Regions from separate parts of the Homo sapiens genome. Here region 2 is linked to region 1. Evidence: read pairs that join two places in POLR2A ChIA-PET (ENCODE). Cell type or tissue: B cell. All regions are shown on one strand. Links, peaks and the distances in the headings refer to the core of each region. The heading gives the core; the rest is flanking DNA. Region 1 overlaps CRTC3-AS1 (CRTC3 antisense RNA 1). Region 2 overlaps CRTC3 (CREB regulated transcription coactivator 3).

Region 1 (5,380 bases), core at 324-5,323:
TTCTTTCTGTCTCTCCTACATATGCGCTCGCACACACACACGCGCACACACACACACACACGCACACCCCTTATTGCCTCCTATTGTTTCTCTGGAGAACCCTGCCCACTACTGGCCCAAGAATGGTTCCTTCTTAGGTCAGCTAAGACAGTCACCACTCTTCTGCTTTCTAGGTTCCAAAAGCTTGCTGCTGTTGTCTCTCTCTCTCTTTTTGTTTGTTTGTTTGTTTGTTTTTCTTTTTTGAGACAGGGTTTTGTTCTGCCTGCCAGGCTGGCGTGCAGTGGCATCATCTTGGCTCACGGCAACCTCCGTCTCCCAGGCTCAAGTGATCCTCCCATCTTAGCCTCCCGAGTAGCTGGGACCACAGGCATGTGCCACCAAGCTTGGCTAATCTTTTTTTCTTTTTCTTTTTTTTTTGTTTTTGTTTGTTTGTTTTTGAGACAGTCTCCCTCTGTGGCCCAGCCTGGAGTGCAGTGGTGCAATCTCGGATCATTGCAACCTCTGCCTCCCAGGTTCAAGCAATTTTCCTGTCTCAGCCTTCCAAGTAGCTGGGATTATAAGTGTGTGCCACCATGCCTGGCTACTTTTTTTTTGGCATTTTTAGTAGAGACAAGGTTTCAACGTGTTGGCCAGGCCGGTTTGAACTCCTGGGCTCAAGTGATCCACCCGGTTTGGCCTTCCAAAGTGCAGGGATTATAGGCGTGAGCCACCACGCCTGACCTGCTGTCATCTGTTCTGTTCTCATTGTTGTAGACTTATTGTAGTTTTTACTATATATACAGTCACTTTACTATAGTAGGTTTTTGGGGGAATGGATCTAGATGTGCATGTTTAATCTGCAATTTCAGCCCAGAGCTCCTGGACTTCCTAATTCTTAAGAGTGATTTAAATAACAGAACGTTTCCTGGAAATTGTGTTCTTATGCAATATGTTAGCAGCCTTCTGTTGGTCTCCCCCTCATTAAAGGGCCTCAAAAGAGATTTCTTCTTTTTTTTTTTTGGCAGGGCCTTGCTCTGTTACCCATGCTGGAGTACAGTGATGCCATTATGGCTCACTGCAGTCTTGACCTCCAGGGCTCAAGCCATCCTCCCACCTCAGCCTCCTGAGTAGCTGGGACTACAGACATGCAACACCATGCCCAGCTAATGTTTAATTATTTTTTAATAGAGACCCAGTCTCATTTTGTCGCCCAGGCTGGTCCTGAACTCTTGGGCTCAAGCAATCTTCCCACCTCCCAAAATGCTGGTATCACAGGCTTGAGCCACCATACCCTGCCCTCAAAAGAGAGAAATTAATTAATTAATGTATTTATTTTTGAGACAGAGTCTCACTCTGTCGCCCAGGCTGGAGTACAGTGGTGTATCTTGGCTCACTGCAACCTCTGCCTCCTGGGTTCAAGCAATTCTGCTGCTTCAGCCTCCTGAGTAGCTGGGATTACAAGTGCACGCCACCATGCTCAGCTAATTTTTGTATTTTTAGTAGACACTGGGTTTCTCCATGTTGGCCAGGCTAGTCTTGAACTCCTGACCTCAAGTCATTCACCCACTTCGGCCTCCCAAAGTGCTGGGCTACATGCGTGAGCCACTGTGGCTGGCCAAAAGAGATTTCTTAATCTACCTTCCTTCTTGTGTACAAAAGGGCCACAAAGCTATTAAAATAAATCATAATTATGTCTGTTCCAAGTCCATTACTTGAACATGACAAATCAGTAAGAGACACTCATTTTCTTCTAGAGAAGTAGGTATCTTCAAGGGCCCTGGGCTCACCACAAGTTCACAAATGCATAGCTTCTTGGACATGTCTGGCCTTAGCTGACAGTAAATACTAAAATATACTTCAGATACAAAACATCTACTACATCTAACTCAAGCTAGCAATGTCAAATGATTACCTTGGTCTTAACATCTAAAAGGCTTTTTCTTCCCTTAAATGAGTCCTAGCATTAGGTATCCCTGATTACAGTAAGCAGTTCACTCTTCCATTAAAAAAAACAACCTTCATTATACAAACACAGACTAATGGAGACAACGCCCTAGTGCCTGTGATCATTCTTCTTACGCTGGAAAATACCTGCTTTGCCTCCAGCCTGTGTTCTGTGGCCAGGACAGCTGTCTTGGTAGAGGCTTCTTGTGTTTTCATCCTGGTGTCCCTCTTTATGGGGCTGCTCCACCTCAGCACTCCTTCTAAAAACCAAAATGCAATTCCTATCAACTGTCGAATATGTAAATATTACATTTTACTCATCTCTGCTGGTCATATTACCCTTATGCTTTGCCTCCCAGTAAACCCAGCATCTTTTTTTTTTTTTTTTTTTTTTTTTTTTTTTTTTGGAGATAGGGTCCTGCTCTGTCACCCAGGCTGGAGTGCAGTGACGCAGTCACAGCTCACTGCAGCGTCAACCTCCCAGGCTCAAGCTTTCCTCCCACTTCGGCCTCCTGAGTAGTTGGAACTAGAGGTGCACTTCACCATCCTGGTAATTTTTTTTTTTTTGAGACAGAGTCTCCCTCTGTTGCCCAGGCTGGGGTGCAGTGGCGCGATGTCAGCTCACTGCAACCTGTGCTTCCCAGATTCAAGCAATTCTCCTTCCTCAGCCTCCTGAACAGCTGGGATTACAGGTGCCTGCCACCACGCCCGGCTAATTTTGTATTTTTAGTAGAGACGGGGTTTTGCCATGTTGGCCAGGCTGGTCTTAAGCTCCTGACCTCAAGTGATCCACCCACCTCCAAAAGTGCTGGGATTACAGGTGTGAGCCATCATGCCTGCTTGTATTTTTTTTTTTTTTTTTTTGAGACGGAGTTTCGCTCTGTGGCCCAGGCTGGAGTGCAATGGCACGATCTCGGCTCACTGCAAGCTCGGCCTCCCGGGTTCACGCCATTCTCCTGCCTCAGCCTCCCGAGTAGCTGGGACTACAGGCGCCCGCCACCACGCCCGGCTAATTTTTTGTATTTTTAGTAGAGATGGGGTTTCACCATGTTAGCCAGGATGTTCTCGATCTCCTGACCTCATGATCCACCCACCTCGGCCTTCCAAAGTGCTGGGATTACAGGTGTGAGCCACGGCGCCTGGCTGCCTGCTTGTATTTTTTTGTAGAGATGGAGTCTATGTTGCCCAGGCTGGTCTCTGAACTCCTGGCCTCAAGCAATCCTACCACCTCAGCCTCCCAAAGTGTTGGGACTACAGACACGAGCCTCTGTGCCCAGCCTCCAACATCTTTATTCTACCTCCAGTCTACTAAAAACCTCACAATTGTCTTGCAGTCTTTTTCATACACCTTTGCCTTCACAAAGCCTTTCTTCCCTCTTTTCCGTTAGCAGAATCTTGGTTTTTGTAGGCACATCTATGCTCCCCTCCGCCAACCAACACCTTCCCCAGCTCAGGGGCAAATCTTGATTAGCTGGGTACCTTTTCCCTGGATGAGGATTGGCCCAGCATGGACATGTGATACAGTTCTGGCCCATGAGACAGATTTCATGGGGAGGCTTCCAAGAAGTTTCCTCATTCTTTAAAAGAGACCCCCAGGAAGACTCATTCTCTTTTGCTAATCCTTGCTGAGGCTGACTGTGGCATCTGGAGCTGCAGCAGCCTTCTTGTGATCAGGATGGAATGAAGAGAAAGACAGAAAGACTGAGGGCCCTTCACAACGTCAGCAAATCCACCAACCATGGGGCTTAGCTGCCCTACTTCAGGAAATGTTGTTTAATGAAATAATAAAATGCCCTAACTTTTTTTTTTTTTTTTTTTGAGATGGAGTCTCACTCTGTCGCCCAGGCTGGAGTGCAGTGGCGTGATCTCAGCTCACTGCAAGCTCCACCTCCCAGGTTCACGCCATTCTCCTGCCTCAGCCTCCTGAGTAGCTGGAACTACCAGCGCCTGCCACCACACCTGGCTAATTTTTTGTATTTTTAGTAGAGACGGGGTTTCTCTGTGTTAGCCAGGATGGTCTCGATCTCTTTACCTCATGATCCACCCGCCTCGGCCTTCCAAAGTGCTGGGATTACAGGCGTGAGCCACTGCACCCGGACTAACTTTTTTTTTTTTTTTTCAGAAACAGTGTCTCACTCTGTTGCCCAGGATAGAGTACAGTGGCCGCATCATGGCTTGCTCCAGCCTCAACTCCTGGGCTCAAGGGGGAGCCCGACTAATTTTGTATGTTTTGTTGTGTTTTGTTTTGTTTTGAGACAGGGTCTCACTCTGTCACCCAGGCTGGAGCTCACTGCAGCCTCCACCTCCCCAGGCTCATGTGATCCTCACACGTCAGCTTCCAGAGTAGCTGGAACCACACGTATGTGTTGCCTGGCTAATTTTTGATTTTTTTTTTCTTTTTAAGTTTTGTATTTTTTGTAGAGATGGGGTTTCACCGTGTTGCCCAGGCAGGTCTCAAAATGCTAGACTCAAGTGATCCTCCTTCCTTGGCCTCTTTAAAGTGTTGGGATTACAGACTTGATAGCCACCATGCGAGGCTTTTTTTTTTTTTTTTTTTTTGAGATGGTGTTGTGCTCTGTCACCCAGCCTGGAGTGCAGTGGTGCCATCATAGCTTACTGCAGCCTCAACCTCCGGGTCTCAAACCATCCTCCCACCTCAGCCTCCCGAAGCTCTGGGATGACAGTCATGAGCCACCATGCCCAGCCAAAATGCCCTAACTTTTTAAAGCCAAATTGAAGTTGGATGTACTAGATCTTTTTCTGATTGGTCCTTCAGACTCATTTCTCTCTGTCAATCAGGAGGCTGGGTTTGGCCTGTGACATGTATCAACAGATCAAAGGGTGGGAGTACAGAGCCAGGTCCTGGTTCACTGGTGGCTGCATCCTTTGCCCAAGGTCATAACCCCTGTCAGGTGGCTTTTGTGCTGTAGCTATACATCAGATTTCAAGAACCTCTCCTTCCTTTTGCCCTCTCAACTAAAAAGTGTGGTGGTGGTTTCCTTCTGTTGCTAGTTTCATTCTTTGTGGTTCCCTGAACCCTACCTATACTTTAGTAAGTAATTGCTTCATTAGCATCTCTTAAATATCCTCTTTTGGCTGGGCGCAGTGGCTCACACCTGTAATCCCAGCACTTTGGGAGGCCGAGGCAGGCGGATCACGAGGTCAGGAGATCAAGACCATCCTGGCTAACACGGTGAAATCCTGTCTCTACTAAAAATACAAAAAATTTTTGTAGTCCCAGCTACTCGGGAGGCTGAGGCAGGAGAATTGGCGTGAACCCGGGAGGCAGAGGTTGCAGTGAGCCGAGATTGCGCCACTGCACTCCAGCCTGGGTGGCAGAGCGAGACTCCGTCTCATAAAAAAAAAAAAAAAAAAAATTCTCTCTTGCGTTTGCCAACTCTTTTCCGCCAGGACCCTGACTAATACTTGGGTTTGCAACTGTTGCAATTACTGCCCA
Region 2 (5,380 bases), core at 235-5,234, 130 kb after region 1:
CACATTTGCTGATACATACATAAAATATTCCTGAAGGAATAAATAAACGTGACAACAGTGGTTGCACCTGTGGGGAGTGAACTGGGTGGCTAGGACAGAGATGGAGAGGATACTGTTCACTGCACTTTTTGCTTATCTTTAATCTTAGACCACATGAATGTATGTTCATATGTATCTGCCTAAAAACATAACTAAAAGTAAAATCAAAGAACATATTACAAAGTTACAATAATATACTGATGTGGAAATGGACAGAGGAATAGGTAGCCATATCAATGGGAAAAAAAACAGTAAAAAACAGAACAAGCTATGTAAAAAAGAAATTATTCAAGAATTGAGACAATAGATTAGCTACAGAGGAAAAAAAAAATGGGAACCCTCTCTCAAATCTCACATCAAAATAAATTCCAAAGTAATAATAGCATTAGAATACAATATGGATGAAAAACGGGTGAATGTTTAAGAAATCTTGGCATGATTAAGGCCACTCTAAACATACTAGAAATTGTAACACAGCAGTCACAGAAAGACCAACACATTTAACTCATACAAATTAGAGCATAAAACTCCCAAACAAAAACTACTAGATGGAGAAAATATTTGGAATATACAAGGAAGATTACGGTAGACAGACTCCAAGGTATCCCACAATGATGTCCACCTCCTGGTGTTCACGCCTTTGTGGAATCCCCGCCCTTGAGTAGAGGCAACACCTGTGACTTGTTTCTACCCATTATGCTAAGTGAAATAAGCTGGTACAAAAAGACAAATAGTGTGTAATTTAACTTGTACGAGACACCTAGAATAGTTAAATTCATAGAAACAGAAAGTAGAATGGTGATTCAGGAGCTAGTGGGAGGTGGCATGGGGAGTTGTTAATAGGTACAGAGTTTCTGCTTTGCAAGATGAAAAAGTTCTGGAGATCTGTTTTACACAACAATGTGAATATACTTAACACTAATGAACTGTAAACTTAAAAATAAATCAAGATGTTAAGTTTTAAGTTATGTGTTTTTTAACCACAGTTTTTTTAAAAAATGGATATATTGGCGGGGCATGGTGGCTCACGCCTGTAATCCCAGCACTTTGGGAGGCCAAGGTGGGCAGATCACCTGAGGTCAGGAGTTTAAGACCAGCCTGGCCAACATGGTGAAACCCCGTCTCTACTAAAAATACAAAAATTAGCTGGGTATGGTGACGCACAGCTGTAATCCCAGCTACTCAGGAGGCTGAGGCAGGAGAACTGCTTGAACCCGGGAGGTGGAAGTTACAGTAAGCCAAGATTGCACTACTGCACTCCAGCCTGGGTGACAGAGTGAGACTCCATCTCAAAAAATAGAAATCAAAAAAAGGATATATCCAGTGGGGAAGAGTATATGAAAGAACAGACACTCATATGTTGGTGAGAGTAGAAATTGATATCACCTTAACAGGGAATAATACGGTAATATCTACCTTAATTTTAAATGTACAACCCTTCTTACCCAGCTATTTTACTTCTAGGAACATATCTCACAAATACCCTTATGTAAATATCCAACACGATATCATAACAAGAATGTTCCCTGCAGTTTTCCTCTGTAATAGTGAAAAACTAGACATAATCTAATTGTCTCTCAATAAGAGACTGGTTATATAAATGATGGGATAGCTACATAAATGGCTGTGCTGCTGTCATTAGAAAGAATATATATCTTTAGGTACTGACATAGAAAGATACCTAAGGTGTATCAAGTTCTGCCTTTTTTTTTTTTTTTTTTTTGAGAAAGAATCTCGCTCTGTCAGCCACGCTGGAGTACGATGGCGCAATCTTGGCTCACTGCAACCTCCGCCTCTTGGGCTCAGGCAATTCTCCTGCCTCAGCCTCCCAAGTAGCTGGGATTACAGGCACACACCACCATGCCCAGCTAATTTTTGTATTTTCAGTAGAGATGGGATTTCACCATGTTGGCCAGGCTGGTCTTGAACTCCTGACCTCAGGTAATCCACCTGCCTCGGCCTCCCAAAGTGCTGGGATTACAGGTGTGAGCCACTGCACCCAGTCAAGTTTTGCTTTTAAGATGGGAGTTATTCAGTATAGCATGATTCCATTTGTGTAGAAAGAAAATATGTATATACACACACACGCTTGCATATACTTCCCAGAAAACTGCAGAAAGGGTGCAGATGAAACACTTAGCAATAGGTACCATGGGGATTAGAACTGGGGGGAGGGTGTGAAGTAGAGAAGGGGAGACTTTTACTTTTCATGTTTCATGCTTCCATATTATTTGAGTTTCTACAACAAATTTGGAAGAATAAATAAGTGAGCAAGCAGGCAAGCAAATGAATATCCTTCCAATAGCTTTACACCGCCTTAGGACAAAATCCAAATTCCTTAATAAGAAAGCAAAGTCCTTTGTGATCTGGTTCCTACTTCAAGCTCCAGCCTCATCTCTCACCACTCCCTTCTCATGCTCAATCTATGCTCCAGTGTCACCAAACTTTCAGTTCCTCCAAGCTTTGCCAAATGCAGCTTCTTTTGCTTAGAACACTCCTCACTCCAATCTTCAGTTATATAGCCCTCAGGTCCCAGCTTAGTCACCTCTTCCTCCAGGAAGCCTTTCCTGGGACCTCCTCCCAACCCGTTTGGGTTAGGCACCACTCGGACACAATCCAGCCACTCTCTGAACTCCTCTATTGTGGGTTTGTCACATGGTGTCACAATGACTTGTAAAATCATCTGCCTCTCCCACTGGACTGAAGTTCCGCCAAGCAGTGACTGTGCCTGTCTGGGTCATTGTATCTCCAGCATCAAGCATTGTGTCTGACACGCAGTGTCCAATAAATATTTGTTAAATTGGACTTTTATTATTAAAAAAATATAACCACATTATGGACAATTTAGGAACGTAGAAAAGGGGAGGATTATAATTCTACCTTCCAAATACAACCACTATTTTCATCCAATGTTTTTGTTCCTCGTGTAGTTTTTTTCATAGCTGTATTCCCCCAAGCTGTGCCCTTCAGACACAGTCGTTTTGGTCAGGGAACATTTTGCTGCACTCTGCTGAAGCACGAGCCTTTTGTAAGCCAAAGTAAAGATCACTGTTTTTATCATCAAGTAATGTGTGTAACAGACCACAGACACCCCAGATCCTCTCTCATCACAAACCATCTCTCATTTCTGGGGACTTTGGCTTTGTATTTCATTAATTACTGGCTTGAACTCTTATGAGGATGCATTACTGTTATCCGGACCTCAGGTAATTCACCTGCCTCAGCCTCCCAAAGTGCTGGGATTACAGGTGTGAGCCATGGTTTTTAAAGAACCATGATTTGTTTACAGCCGGCTGGGTTAGCATCTAAAGAATTACTATTCTTTCCCCAAAAAAATCATTATAAAGGAGTGTTATATAACATATGTATTACTGAAGAAATTGTCAGGGATTTCACTGAGGATGTCCCTAACAGTGGTGGAGTCAAGAGTAAGGGCTCATACTGATGCCCACATAACCGACTTTTCTAATGAGGGTCTATAAAGAGAAACTCAAGAATTTGAGAGAAGAAACCCACATGAGATACAAGTGACTTCTTAGACCATCTCCGAGCCCTGCCTCATCCCTCATTGTCCCTCCATCCCTCACACCCACCTGAAATCAGAGGCTGGCAACTGGCAATGAGACTAAGGCACAGAAGTAGAGTCTCTGTTTTGCTCATTACTTGACAATTTTTTAAGCCACATTTTTAAAAAAGTAGTGTCAGAAGCTTTTGGCAATGTCAAAAAGACACTAAAGACAAACAAGTTATGTCCTAGCAACTGTGTGAAAACTTCATATACTCCTATAACCATCAGTCCATATAATTGTATTCCTTTTTAAGTATTTTGTTCAACATAGTAATATATTTTTTCATGTAGCTGAAGTCTTTACATTCATAATTTCAAACTGCACTGAGCTGATAGATCATATTTTACTGAAATCAATTACTCACTATAATAAATAATATTACAACATTATCAGGCTACAGGTTTTCTTTTCAGATATTAAATTACTTTCTTAGGATAGTGTCCCCAAAGTAGAATCTGTCAAATAATATTACTATCTTAACATCCTTTATATATATTCCAAAACTGTTTTTGAAAAGATGTCAGCCTAGGCAATATAGTGAGACTCTGTCTCTACAAAAAATAAAAAATTAGCCAGGCATGGCGGGGTGAACCTACAATCCCAGCTACTTCAGAAGCTAAGATGGGAGGATTGCTTGAATCTTGAAATTTGAGGTTGCAGTGAGCTATGATCACACCTATGCACTCCAGCCTGGGTGACAGAGCAAGATCCTGTTTCTAAAACAAAAAGCAAAAAAGACGTATACCAATTTACAACAGGTATATGTCTCAGGAGTTTGAGACCAGCCTGGCCAACATGGTGAAACCCCATCTCTACTAAAAATACAAAATTAGCCAGGTGTGGTGGCGCATGCCTGTGATCTCAGCTACTTGGGAGGCTGTGGCAGGAGAATCGTTTGAACCAGGGAGGCAGAGGCTGCAGGGAGTCAAGATCACACCACTGCACTTCGGCCTGGGCAACAAGAGCAAAATTCCATCTCAAGAAAAAAAAAAAAAAAAAGGTTTTGTTTACAGGCCATGTATGGTGGCTCATGCCTATAATCCTAGCACTTTGGGAGGCCAAGGCAGGAAGACGGCTTAAAGCCAGGAGTTTGAGACCAGCCTGGGCCAAAAAGAAAAACTCTATCTCTACAAAAAAATTTTTCAAATGAAAATTATTAGCTGGGCATGGTGGCATATGCCTGTAGTTCCAGCTACTCAGGAGGCTGGAATGGGAAGACTGCTTGAGCCCAGGAGTTCAAGGCTACAGTGAGCTATGATTGCACCACTGCACTCTCGCCTGGGTGACCGGGAGAAACTCTGTCTCTTTAAAAAAAAAAAAAAAGTTTCGTTATACTTGTTTACACCATACTGTAGTCTATTAAGTGTGCAATAGCATTATGCATGAAAAATATATACACTTTAATTTAAAAATACTTTATTGCTAAAAAATGCTAAGGATCATTTGAGCCTTCAGTGAGTTGTAATCTTTTTCCTAGTAGAGGGTCTTGCCTCGATGTTGAAGGCCACTGATTGATCAGTGGTGGTTGCTGAACGTTGGGGTGGCTGTGGAAATTTCTTAAAATATGACAACAACGAAGTTGGCTGTATCAACTTCCTTTCACAAAAGATTTCTCTGTACCATGTGATGCTGCTGGGTAACACTTTTACCCACAATAGAACTTGTTTCAAAATTGGAGTCAATAGGTCTGTAATCCCAGCACTTTAAGAGGCCAAGGCAGGTGGAACACTTAAGGCCAGGAGTTCAAGACCAGCCTGGCCAATATGATGAAA

The links. ChIA-PET counts read pairs that join two places held together with the same protein. Peaks named below come from ENCODE experiments on the same cell type or tissue, not always from the same donor. Only the 100,000 strongest peaks of a DNase experiment are listed, where the experiment ranks them.
Region 2: POLR2A ChIA-PET joins it to region 1 with 5 read pairs; 2 of 35 experiments call an interaction of 5 or more read pairs at or near these places.

Annotation. Positions count from the first base shown.
Region 1 is chr15:90,696,778-90,702,157 of GRCh38, reverse strand. The region is part of intron 2 of CRTC3-AS1 (CRTC3 antisense RNA 1); the gene reads left to right. Among named protein-coding and RNA genes, the nearest start is that of CRTC3-AS1, 18 kb to the left of the region's middle. In B cell, for the core only: no CTCF peak of the experiment used is centred there; no DNase peak of the experiment used is centred there.
Region 2 is chr15:90,568,544-90,573,923 of GRCh38, reverse strand. All of the region lies in intron 2 of CRTC3 (CREB regulated transcription coactivator 3), which reads right to left. Among named protein-coding and RNA genes, the nearest start is that of CRTC3, 41 kb to the right of the region's middle. In B cell, for the core only: no CTCF peak of the experiment used is centred there; a DNase peak (open chromatin) is centred at 2,503; H3K4me3 peaks cover 387 bases; H3K27ac peaks cover 1,651 bases.